Linked DNA regions of Homo sapiens: region 1 is linked to region 2. Evidence: chromatin contacts called from ENCODE Hi-C or POLR2A ChIA-PET data. All regions are on one chromosome and are shown on one strand. Each heading gives the region's core, a stretch centred on a gene start or an enhancer-like site at or near the end of the contact. The rest is flanking DNA. Distances are from core to core; before and after follow the strand shown.

Region 1 (5,311 bases), core at 89-2,588, 660 kb after region 2:
AGCACTTTGGGAGGCGGAGGCGGGTGGATCACCTGAGGTCGGGAGTTTGAGACCAGCATGGCCAACATGGTGAAACCCCATCTCCACTGAAAATACAAAAATTAGCCGGGCGTGGTAGCGGACCCCTCTAAACCCAGCTACACGGGAGGCTGAGGCAGGAGAATCGCTTGAACCCGGGAGGCGGACGTTGCAGTGGGCCGAGATAGGGCCACTGCACTCCAGCCTGGGCAAAAGAGCAAAACTCCGTCTCAAAACAAAAACCAAAATCCAAAAACACACACACAAAAAACAATTATCTGCTTATGCTGATACTGAGATAAATAGACCAAACGAAATTTGGGAGGTTAACTTAACTCTGGCTTCCAGAAGTAACAATGCCAAAGTAGAAGAGGAATCTAAAAGTGGAGCTTCTTGCAAATTACACCCATTATTTCTTTGTACCCTTATTCAACTCCCCAAATGAAGATGATGTTGGCCAACTAGACTAGGCCTAACTCATTAACCTTCCCGTAGCTCCAAAAACCCACTTCTCTTACCACAGGGTAGTGGCTCTCAAGTTATTTCTGGGTCAGAATTAGAACTCGAGAGAACCCCAAGAAAAAGGCAGATCCACACATAACTAAGTTCCACTTTTTGTTTCAATTTCAACGTATACATGGAACTCTGGATGGGGCTCAAGTGACAAATTATAAAAGTCCTCTGACTTCTCAATCACGGTAAACTTTAGGTTCATACCCTTAAGAAAACCTGAAACTTAATTTTTTTTTTTTTTTTGATGGAAACGCTAACATAAAATCCAAGTCGGGGCATCCAGCCACGTGGAGAGGGTGTAAAGTCTCAAGTTCTCTGTGGAGAACTGGGACTACCCGCAAGGCACGGGAAATGTAGGATGAAATTCCATGACCCAGGTAAGGCGCGCAAGCTAAGGACAACTTTAGGGGAGGCGGAGTAGTGTCTGAGGTTACGACCAAGTGGGATGTGGCCGCTGGGCTGGCCGACAGCCGCGACGAGCACCAGAAGGGTTCCAGGTGTGCACTCACCCCGGGCTTCGAGGGGCGCGTGGAGTCTCCGGGGCCCTTCTGCGACCACGGGGGTGGCGGCCTCGCAGTGCTGAGGGGCCGGGTTCCCAGGCAATAGCCAGGGCGCCCCGAGGCACGCCACGCCTCCGCTTGCCGCGCGCAGAACTGCCTCAGCAAGACTCTCGCAGTCCCCTCGGCTGGGCCCCAAAACTCGAGTCCGCGAGGCAAGAAGCGCCAAAGTTGGCCACCCAGAGGCCGCATAACTCGTCCGGGTACTAGGACCAGCATCGCCATGAGCCTCGGAGACCGGGTCTCCTTTGACCCTCCCCGCGATTTCCGGTAGCGTTCCGCTTCCTCCGGAAGTCGGAAGGAGTCGCTCTGTCCGTCCCGCTCGTTGGTGGCGCTGTTACATAGCCCGTAGTCAGAGGCCTTTCAGCCCAGGGGCCGGCGCACGGTAGGTAGTTCCCTGCGGCTGGAGGCGGGTCTGGCGCGGGCTGGGCGGTGCTGCGGGGCCGCGGGACAGCGGAGCGCCGGGAAGGGGGCTGCCTTAGGGGTCCAGGTGCGCGGCTGGGCCGAGGCAAGGCGGCCCCAAGCGCTGGGGGCCCCCGCTTTGGTCGTGGGCTTCGGTGACCACAGCTAGCTCCTCGCGCCGGGGACACCCCCACCTCGGAAGAGAGAACACACTGCCTAGAGACCCACGGGACTGGGCAGCCCCCATAACCCTACCTTGTCTGGCCGACTTTGTCAACCTCGTCCTGCCGGCCAAGAGGAAGTGCCAGAATGTTGACTCCTTTACATCTTTGAAATAGAAACCGACCCATTGCGATTGAAATAGTCTTTAACTTAAAAAAAATTGCTAATTAGGATAATTTGAGTGGTTAGGGCGGTCTGGAAGAACTTTAAATGCCCAGCGCTTCTAGTTATTTAACATTATAATGTAACCTAATTAATAAAGCATAGCAGTGTGTAAAGAAATATAGACAGCATGATATCCCATCCGTTAACTTAGTCTTCCTGGGTCCCAGTTTCTTAAAATACTCTCACGGACTCCCTTGCTCCCTACAGTTTCGTTATTTGAAGTTTGTTATGGGTTCCTCATCTGGAACTGCTTATGTTCCTTGTTAATGAGGCCAAGAGCATTCGTAGGTTTTTCGTTCTTTGTGAAAGTCTAACTTCATTTCATCTGCCTTTATTTATATCTTAATATCCGCAATATTAACCACTCCCTCCCCGCCCCTACCTCGGTGGTTGCTTTACAAAATACAGAGAAATAAAAAAAGGAAAATCGTCCTCTAATTATCTTCCTTAACTACAGATCCCGCTCCTGTGTGGCTTTTTTTTCCCCCATGGGACCGACTCTGAGTAGGAGAAACTCGTGCTCTGATGATTGTTGGACCAGAGCATGGTTGGTTTGCTTGTTTTCTATGAGTTAGCCAAACTAGCCAACTGTTCTGTTCTCTAACCCAGTAACGGAACATAGTGTTACCTGTGTTTCTTGATTCGCGGTTGGACTAGAATTTTCAGAAATTTCTGCCAAAGTTCTTAAATGTTTGTTCAGCACTTCAAGTCGTTAATCAAACTATTTTTTTCTATCTTATAGTTGCCTGTGGGTAGGATTTTTGCTCTTTTATCTTTGTGTATTTGTTTGCCCAGGGATAATTTTTTCTTGTAATTGACAAAAAGACATAAAAGTACCTTGTGTAGTCAGGCAGATAGCATACAAAATTATTGTTCATCTCTGATTGCCCAATTGTAGGTTACCTGATCAGCCACCCAAATTAAGATTGAAGTCAGTGTTTCTACCTGATCTATTAAATTTTATTTGCTAAAGTGCTTCTTTTAGTAGCAACTTCTTCATATTAATTTTATAATATTAAATAAAATGCTATCATTGAAAACAGTTCTTGGGGCCAGATGTGGTGGCTCACGCCTGTAATCCCATCACTTTGGGAGGCTGAGGTGAGTGGGTCACTGGAGCCTAGGAGTTTGAAGCTGCAGTGAGCTGTGATCGGGCCACTGCCTTCCAGTCTGGGCAACAAAGCAAGACTCTGCCTCTAAAAAATAAATAAAATAAATATAAAATATAGTTCCTGGCTCAAAGTAGGTGTTTTATAACTGCATTTTGGATGAATTGCTAGTAACACCTGAGCCTGATGGCAAGGACCCATGAAACTTTAGTGCCAGAAGGCGCCTACAGTGTTATCCCTTATAGACCTTATCACTTTTATTACTGCTGTGAAACCACCAAAGTCACCAAATGAGGTTTATGTTTTGTTTTCCAAGTTAGATATTTTTCTTTTCTTTCTTTTTTTTTTTTTTTTTTTTTTGAGACAAAGTCTCCCTCTGTCGCCCAAGCTGGAGTGTGCAGTGGTGCGATCTCAGCTCACTGCAACCTCCGCCTCCTGGGTTCAAGCGATTCTCTTGCCTCATCCTCCCGTGTAGCTGGGACTAGAGGTGCGTGCCACCAGGCCTGTCTAATTTAAAAAATATATATATTTTTAGTAGAGACAGTGTTTCACCATGTTAGCTAGGACGGTCTCGATTTCCTGACATCGTGATCTGCCCGCCTCGGCCTCCCAAAGTGCTAGGATTACAGGCTTGCGCCACCACACCCGGCCCCAATTTAGATATTTTTCTTGAGAGAAGCAGGGCATGGATTAGTATCATCTGATATTGGTTCTATCAATAGTGATCAGATTTTGTTCTTGACATAACTTTAGGCTGGTTTGACTGGGGACAGCTAGGCCCTAACTTTTGTGAACTTCCCAGCACCCTAATGTGTTTACTTCATTTTTGTTCCAGGCCCCTGCCCCTTGTGCCTAACTCCTAACCACAAACATTTCCTGCCCCAACTTAACTTTCCTTTTGGTATGGTATCTGCGTAGAAAACATATGCTGCACCCTTAGGCTAGGAGCCTCTGTTACAATAGTTTCTCCTAACAAAGTCTCTCTTTATTAATCTCTAGACTTTCCCTGCTGCCCCCTTCACCTTTGACAATAGAGTGAAGAAATCATACTCTTTTCAGGGTAGAGCTACTTCTTTTACAAGTTCATTATTGATGCTTGAAGGCTTTCCACAAGGAACTTCAGCCTTCTGCCAATCTTAAGTATTGGAAAAGTTTTATTAGTATGATCTTATAGCAACTTTTCAGTAATTAAGCATCCTTGGGTATGGGAGGCCTGAGGCAGGTGGATCACTTGAGCTCAGGAGCTTGAGACCAGCCTGGGCAACATGGCAAAACCCTATTAGTATGATCTTGTAGTAACTTTTCAGTAATTAAGCATCCTTGGGTATGGGAGGCCTGAGGCAGGTGGATCACTTGAGCTCAGGAGCTTGAGACCAGCCTGGGCAACATGGCAAAACCCTATCTCTACAAAAGAAAAAAAAAAAAAAGCCAAAAAAAGTCAGGTGTGGTGGTACATGCCTGTAGTCTTAGCTACCAGGGAGGCTGAATTAGGAGGATCACTTGAGCCCAGGAAGTCGAGGCTACAGTGAGCCATGATCGCACCACTGCACTCCAGCTTGCGCAGTAGAGCCAGACCCTGTCTCAGGAAAAAAAAAAAAAAAAAAATCTCTCATGCCTAAGGTAGTTTTCTCAAAATACTGGCTGCTTATCCTGTACTATGACATGATAGGAATTTTGAGAGCAACTCTTGTAAACTTTTCTACATTATTCTCTTCTATTAAAATGTTGCAGTAGTTTCAGTTATGAGGCTCATTAGACAGATTTTCAGATATATAATTTTAAAATTATTTTCTTAACATGCGTATAGTACTTTATGGTTTAGAGATTTACAGAGTAATAGTTTACTGTGATCATAACTCAGTTGAAGCTCACGATAACCTATTGAGGGTTATTTTGCTTCAGGAAACACGAGGACTATAATTCAGTTCTGGGTTTTTCATTTCAAAGGGTTCAGCACTTCATAATACCTCTTTAAAACTTAGACAGCGTAGCATGTAATAAATGGTGCAGGCAAACTTTGAAAACAAAGTTCACTAAAAACTTGCCATTCTCCTTTCTATTCAAAAGCGAAATATTTCCTTAGGTCTTCTAATTTTTCCAGATTTGATTTTCTCTAAAGTTTTGAATTTTCTTTTTTAAAAAAACTTTATGTATACTTTTTTTTTTTTGAGATGGAGTCTCGCTCTGTTGCCCAGGCTGGAGTGCAGTGGCGCGATCTCGGCTCACTGCAAGCTCCGCCTCCCAGGTTCACACCATTCTCCTGCCTCAGCCTCCTGAGTAGCTGGGACTACAGGCGCCTGCCACCACACCCGGCTAATTTTTGTA
Region 2 (5,888 bases), core at 3,037-5,536:
CTCTCCGGGAAATGGGGCTGAGGCAAGTCGCTAGCCCAGGGCCAGTGTTCTGGGCACCCCAGCGGAGGTTCCTGTGGCTTTGCTCATTGCTGTTCTTTCACAAAGAACCCACTACATTGCATAGTTCCTTCCAAATCCGCTCCAGTGCTTGCTGGGAAATTAACAACTTGTTCTGGACTTTCCAGATGCAATGTTTCTGGAGGCCTTTCTTTTTTTCCCACTCTCCCTCTTTTTCCCCTTTCTCAGCTAAAAAACGTTGGCTGAGGTCACAACAAACAATGGCCAAGCTTGTGTCACTGAGCAGATGCCTCCCACCCCCAGGCCTGTGGACAAGGGCAGCTTTGTCCACTGTGTTTTAGGCGGGACTTCCTGGGCCTGCCCAAGCCCTGCTGGAGAATGTTTTGGCCAACTTCCTCCCAACCCTAAGTCACAGCTCTGGTCCTGGCCCCGGCCCCGGCCCCAGCTGTGTGAACCCAAGGCCAGATAAAAACCAACATAAAAAGAACGGAGAATGTTCCCCCAAAGAACCACTGTGTGGAAAGCTGGTGCCTCCAGAGGGGCGAGATGAAGGTCTCTTGCCTTCACTCTGCCCTCGCCACCATCAAACCTGGACAGATAACGAACAAAGACAGGCTCATGTGAGGTCTCCACTGAAAGGGGCCTGAGGATCACAAAGTCATTAGTTACAAGTGGAGAAAGGATTGGACCCCAAGAGCAATACTGCAGCCACCAACTAAATGAGCTTGGGCAGGGCTTGGATCCTTCATGAATATATCCTATCACTCCGTTTAGAAAGGTTTTTGGAGCAGCTGACTATTTAGCACTCAAAATGCCGCATATTTCTGTGTTTGCTTTCAGATGCAAACCTTTGGGGTTTTAGGAACTGATTCTTTATATAGAATTAAATATGGTTTTCTAGAGAAACCAAGATCCTGAGGACCGAGTGGTTCCCTATTAAGCAAATGGATAAACTTATTTATGAAGAGGTTTCAATGCCAGCTCCTTGGGTCGGGGGAAGAAAATAAGTACAATCGTCTAAGGATGGAGTCAGACCAGAGCTAAGCTGTTGTTTTACTACATACTAGCTCCAAGACCCTGGGCAACGGCTCCAGCTTCAATTTCTCCAAGTGTAAAATGCAGATGATCACAGTATCTTTCTCAAAAGATTGCTGTGAGAGATTAAAGGGGGTGGGGGTGGGGCATCCATGTAAACATTTCACCTAGTGGACGAAGTAAATGCTCAATGAAAGCTAGGATTTTTGTTGTTACTATCACCAGTGGCTGAAAGGTAGGCACTGCAGTTACCCCGGGTCCAAAAAGAGTCCAGACTGAACAATAAAAAGCAAACAGCCCAATTTAAAAAAATGAGCAAAAGATATTCCTCCAAAGAAGATATAAAAATGACCAATAAGCACATTTAAAGATGCTCAATATCACTAATCATGAGGGAAATGCAAATCAAAACTACAGTGAGATATTAGCTCACACCCATTAGGACAGGTTCTTAAAAAAAAAAAACCAGACAAGGCCAGGCACAATGGCTCATGCCTGTAATCCCAGCACTGTGGGAGGCCAAGACGGGTGGATCACTTGAGGCCAGGAGTTCAAGACCAACCCGGCCAACGTGGTGATACCCCGTCTCTACTAAAAATACAAAAATTAGCCAGTCGTGGTGGTGTATACCTGTAGTCCCAGCTACTTGGGAGGCTGAGGCAGGAGAATCCAGGAGGCGGAGGGTGCAGTGAGCTAGGATCACACCACTCTCACTCCAGCCTGGGCAACGGAGCAAGGCTCTGTCTCAAAACAAACAAATAAACAAATATCAACAAAACAGAAAAGAACAGGTACTAGTAAGGATTGAGAACTGTTGGAACCCTTGTGCCCTTCTGGTGGGAATGTAAAATAGTACAGCCCCTGTGGAAAATAGTGTGTTAATTCTTCAAAAAAATTAAACAAAGAATTGCCATATGGTCCAGCAATTCCATTAATAGGTATATACCAAAAAGAACTGAAAGCAGAGTCCTGAAGGGAGGGTCTTGCTGCCTGTTCATGGCAACATTATTCACAAGAGCCAGAAGGTGGAAACAATGCAAGTCGTAGTAAAATAAACACAATAGAATATTACTCAGCCTTAAGAAGGAAGGAATTTTTTTTTTTTTTTTTTTTTTGAGACGAAGTCTTGCTCTGTCACCCAAGCTGGAGTGCAGTGGCGCAATCTCGGCTCACTGCAAGCTCCGCCTCCTGGGTTCAAGCGATTCTCCTGCTTCAGCCTCCCAAGTAGCTGGGACTACAGGTGCGCACCACCATGCCTGGCTAATTGGAAGGAAATTTTGACATATGCAACCATGTGGATGGACCTTAAGGACATTATGCTCAGTGCAACAGCCAGACACAAAGGGACAAATACCATTTGCTTCACTTCTATGAGGCACCTAGAGAAGTCAAATTAATAGCGACAGGTTGCAGAATGGAGGTGACCAGGTGCTGTGGGCAGGGAATGATGGGAAGTTTGTGTTTAATGGGTCCAGAGTGTCACTGGTGCAAGATGGAAGCATTCTGGAGATTAATGGTGGTGATGATGGCTGCACAAACACGTGGGTATACTCAAAGCCACTGAACTATACATTTAAAACTGATGGAGATGGTGGATTTCATGTCATGCATATTTTGCCATGATTAAAAAAAAAAAGCCCCCAAGACCCACAGAGATAGTTTAGATCAAAAGACCCTGTGACCCATAAGCCGCTTCATGAGATACACCACCTCAGGCTCTCCATGTACACCCAGAGGGAAGCTGCCCCAGCCTCTTGGCAATGGTGAAGAGAAAGCCCACCTAGAAGATGAGGGTGGGACCAGGGACGGTGGCTCACGTCTGTAATCCCAACACTTTGGAAGGCTGAGGTAGGTGGATCATTTGAGGTCAGGAGTTCGAGACCAGCCTGGCCAACATGGCGAAAACCCATCTCTACTAAAAATACAAAAAATTGGCTAGGCATGGTGGCGGGCGCCTGTAATCCCAGCTACTCAGGAGGCTGAGGCAGGAGAATTACTTGAACCCGGGAGGCAGAGGTTGTAGTGAGCCAAGATCATGCCACTGCACTCCAACCTGGACGTCAGAGTGAGACCCTGTCTCAAAAATAAATAAATAAATAAAGACGACGAGGCTGGCCACCTATAGCAGGACTCACTCACCATGGCTCGTCTTGCGTTCAATCTTGGGGAGACCGAGGTGACACAGCCAGCATCCTAATGTCAATCGAGGGATTTTCCGTTTAGGGGTGTGGCACCCTCTGGGGCTCCCAGAGGGGGTGACAATGTGCCTTTCCCTTGGACATATCAATTCCTTCTGTGTCCGCATCCCACCTTCCTGGTCTTTTCTCTTACATGCCTGACAGCAGGGCCCATCTCTTCCTTCCTAAAGTTACTGACGTGGCTGCTGGGGGGACTCTTCCTCCCTCTCTAATTGCTGGGTTTCAATCTGCTGCAGGAGTGGCTGTGAGGATCTTGTACTGAGCACTCACTTTGGACCAGGCGCTGTTCTATGCTTCACATGTTTCATGTCACTTAATCCCTCTAACAAACCAAAAAGGAAAATTCTATGATCGCCCTCATTTAACAGAGGAAAACAGAGGCTCCTGCGAGAGATTGGGCAGGATGGGTCAGAAGAACAAGCCACAGGGGCAATATTCTAGGCCATGGGGCCAGCCTGAGCCAAGGTGAGAGAGAAACCGTGTGGGTAGAGGCTGTGGGGGAAAAGCAGGTGGATCCATTCATTAGAGTTTAAGAGGCATGGGAGGTGAGAAATATAGTAGTGAAGGATGGCATCAGATCATGGGAGGCCATGAGGACACCAAGAACTAAGAAATTTCGATTCTATAAAGGAGAAGAAACCATCAGTGGATTCTGAGCCAGGGAGAAGTCACAATCAGGGCTGTGCTTTGTAGAAATCATCATGATACCAGGGTATAAAAAGGTCAAATGTGAGGGAGAAACTAGAGGGAGGAAACCGGCTATAGAATCCCCCCCACCTTCTTTCTCTCTCCCCCCTCTCACCCATCATAAAAACAAGAGAAAGGCAATGCTCAAGCCTACACTTGCAAAATGGTCCCAAACCAGCCATGAAGAGGAGGCAAGAGCATCACATCCAGCGGTGGGGAGTCCCCCACCGGCAGCTGAGTTATTTGCATCTTCTCTCTGCAGTGTGGGAGGAGAGGCCGGGTGACGAATCCACACACTCGCTTTTGAGGTCAGACATGCTACAGAAATAGACAGGACCAAGATACTTTTCTGTTCTTGGAGATGGGCTCTCACCCATAAGAAGGTAAAAGCGGGCCGGGCACGGTGGCTCACACCTGTAATCCCAACACTTTGGGAGGCCGAGGCAGGTGGATGACCTGAGGTCAGGAGTTTGAGACTAGCATGGCCAACATGGCAAAACCCCACCTCTACTAAAAATACAAAAATTAGCCAGGCGTGGTGGTGTGCGCCTGTAATCCCAGCTACCAGGGAGGCTGAGACAGGAGAATTGCTTGAACTCAGGAGGCAGAGGTTGCAGTGAGCCAAGATCGTGCAGCTGCACTCCGGCCTGAGTGACAGAGCAAGACTGCCTAAAAAAAAAAAAAAAAAAGAAGAAGGTAAAAGCAAAACTTCATTTGAACCTAGATGGCCAAGACCTTCACCTTCAGTCCTTACAGGTTTGTGAAATTAAAATGGCCATGAAAGCTTTCATAGCCTGTGACTCCTCAGTTTTGTAACAGCAAAGAGGGGACAGTTTTGATGCTGTTAAACATTAACAGCCGTCTCCGACACCACTTTGACATTGCATCACACAGACGAACAGATACAATCACAGACAACAATGCATCACTCCAGGCAACACACAGAAATCACTGTCATTGCAAATCCCAGTAGGGCCCCCAGCCAAGGGCAAGGGACCTTTCCGGGCCATTACAAACCAGGAGGCTGATCTGCTGTGGCCTGACCTCAGCAGAACACACTAGTCCTGCAGACATTTAATTCTTTAGGATTCCCCAAAGTTAATCTCTCAGAGTATGGAAGACTCACGAATACATTCTAAGGGTTTACTGTTTGGGTTCATCCTAGCATCTCAATCCAGAAGTCACTTTGGTTTTCCTTTATTAACCATCCTTAGTGATTAGCGTTGGCCGTGAAAAACACGCTACTGGTCTCTCCTTGTGGCCTCTGCAAATAGATAGGTTGCTACATATGAAGCCACACACACGAACGGCAGACAGCAGAGAATCCGTGATCCCAAAGCAAAAAGACTGATGATATTTCCACCAACCTGAGTTTTCCTGAGTTCAACGGCATCAGATAAGACCAACCCTCTTATTATTTTTTTCGTTTCAGTCAAGTTGAAAACTGTCAACCAAAATAGGCCTTATTTGCTGTAGGCCCTTGTCCTCTGTAGGATGAATTGGGTTGTCTTAAAATGATAATTAATAGGCCGAGCACGGTGGCTCATGCCTGTAATCCTAGCACGTTGGGAAGCCAAGACGGGCAGATCATGAGGTCACGAGTTCAAAACCAGCCTGGCCAATATTGTGAAATCCTGTCTCTATTAAAAATACGAAAATTAGCTGGGCGTGGTGGCACGTGCCTGTAGTCCCAGCTACTTGGGAAGCTGAGGCAGTAGAATCACTTGAACCTGGGAGGCAGAGGTTGCAGTGAGCTGAGATAGTGCCACCGCACTCCGGCCTGGGTGACAGAGCGAGACTCCGTCAAAAAAAAAAAAAAAAAAAAAAAGATAATTAATAAGAAAACACATCTGGGTAGGGTGATGACTCACTTTTGTAACTGCTTCACAGTCATGAACGGAAAAATTATTCATCAGCCCAAGCAGTCTCTAGGGTACAGGGTCTCAGGGA

What was found. A loop is a pair of places that touch in the nucleus more often than their neighbours do. ChIA-PET counts read pairs that join two places held with the same protein, here RNA polymerase II (POLR2A). Pooled maps may share reads with other maps.
Region 1: a pooled map shows a loop between it and region 2 (4-fold over the local background). The contact joins the promoter of SCO1 here to the enhancer-like site in region 2. A Hi-C loop is called at or near these places in 8 of 37 single-sample maps with no recorded cell type and 4 of 50 pooled maps. POLR2A ChIA-PET finds 5 or more read pairs at or near these places in 2 of 52 experiments (B cell and activated B cell).

The regions. Positions count from the first base shown.
Region 1 is chr17:10,696,195-10,701,505 of GRCh38, forward strand. SCO1 (synthesis of cytochrome C oxidase 1) reads right to left here and starts at 1,339. Exons shown (of 6, transcript NM_004589.4): 1 at 1,041-1,339. The coding sequence starts at 1,313. ADPRM (ADP-ribose/CDP-alcohol diphosphatase, manganese dependent) reads left to right here and starts at 1,400. Exons shown (of 4, transcript NM_020233.5): 1 at 1,400-1,473. RefSeq lists enhancers at 316-1,139, 1,140-1,964, 1,258-1,552, 1,268-1,317 and a silencer at 1,438-1,767.
Region 2 is chr17:10,036,550-10,042,437 of GRCh38, forward strand. The region is part of intron 1 of GAS7 (growth arrest specific 7); the gene reads right to left. Among named protein-coding and RNA genes, the nearest start is that of RCVRN, 130 kb to the left of the region's middle. Within about 2 kb of position 4,287, at least 3 of the 41 ENCODE cell types and tissues checked have a DNase peak (open chromatin) inside an H3K27ac peak, as active enhancers do.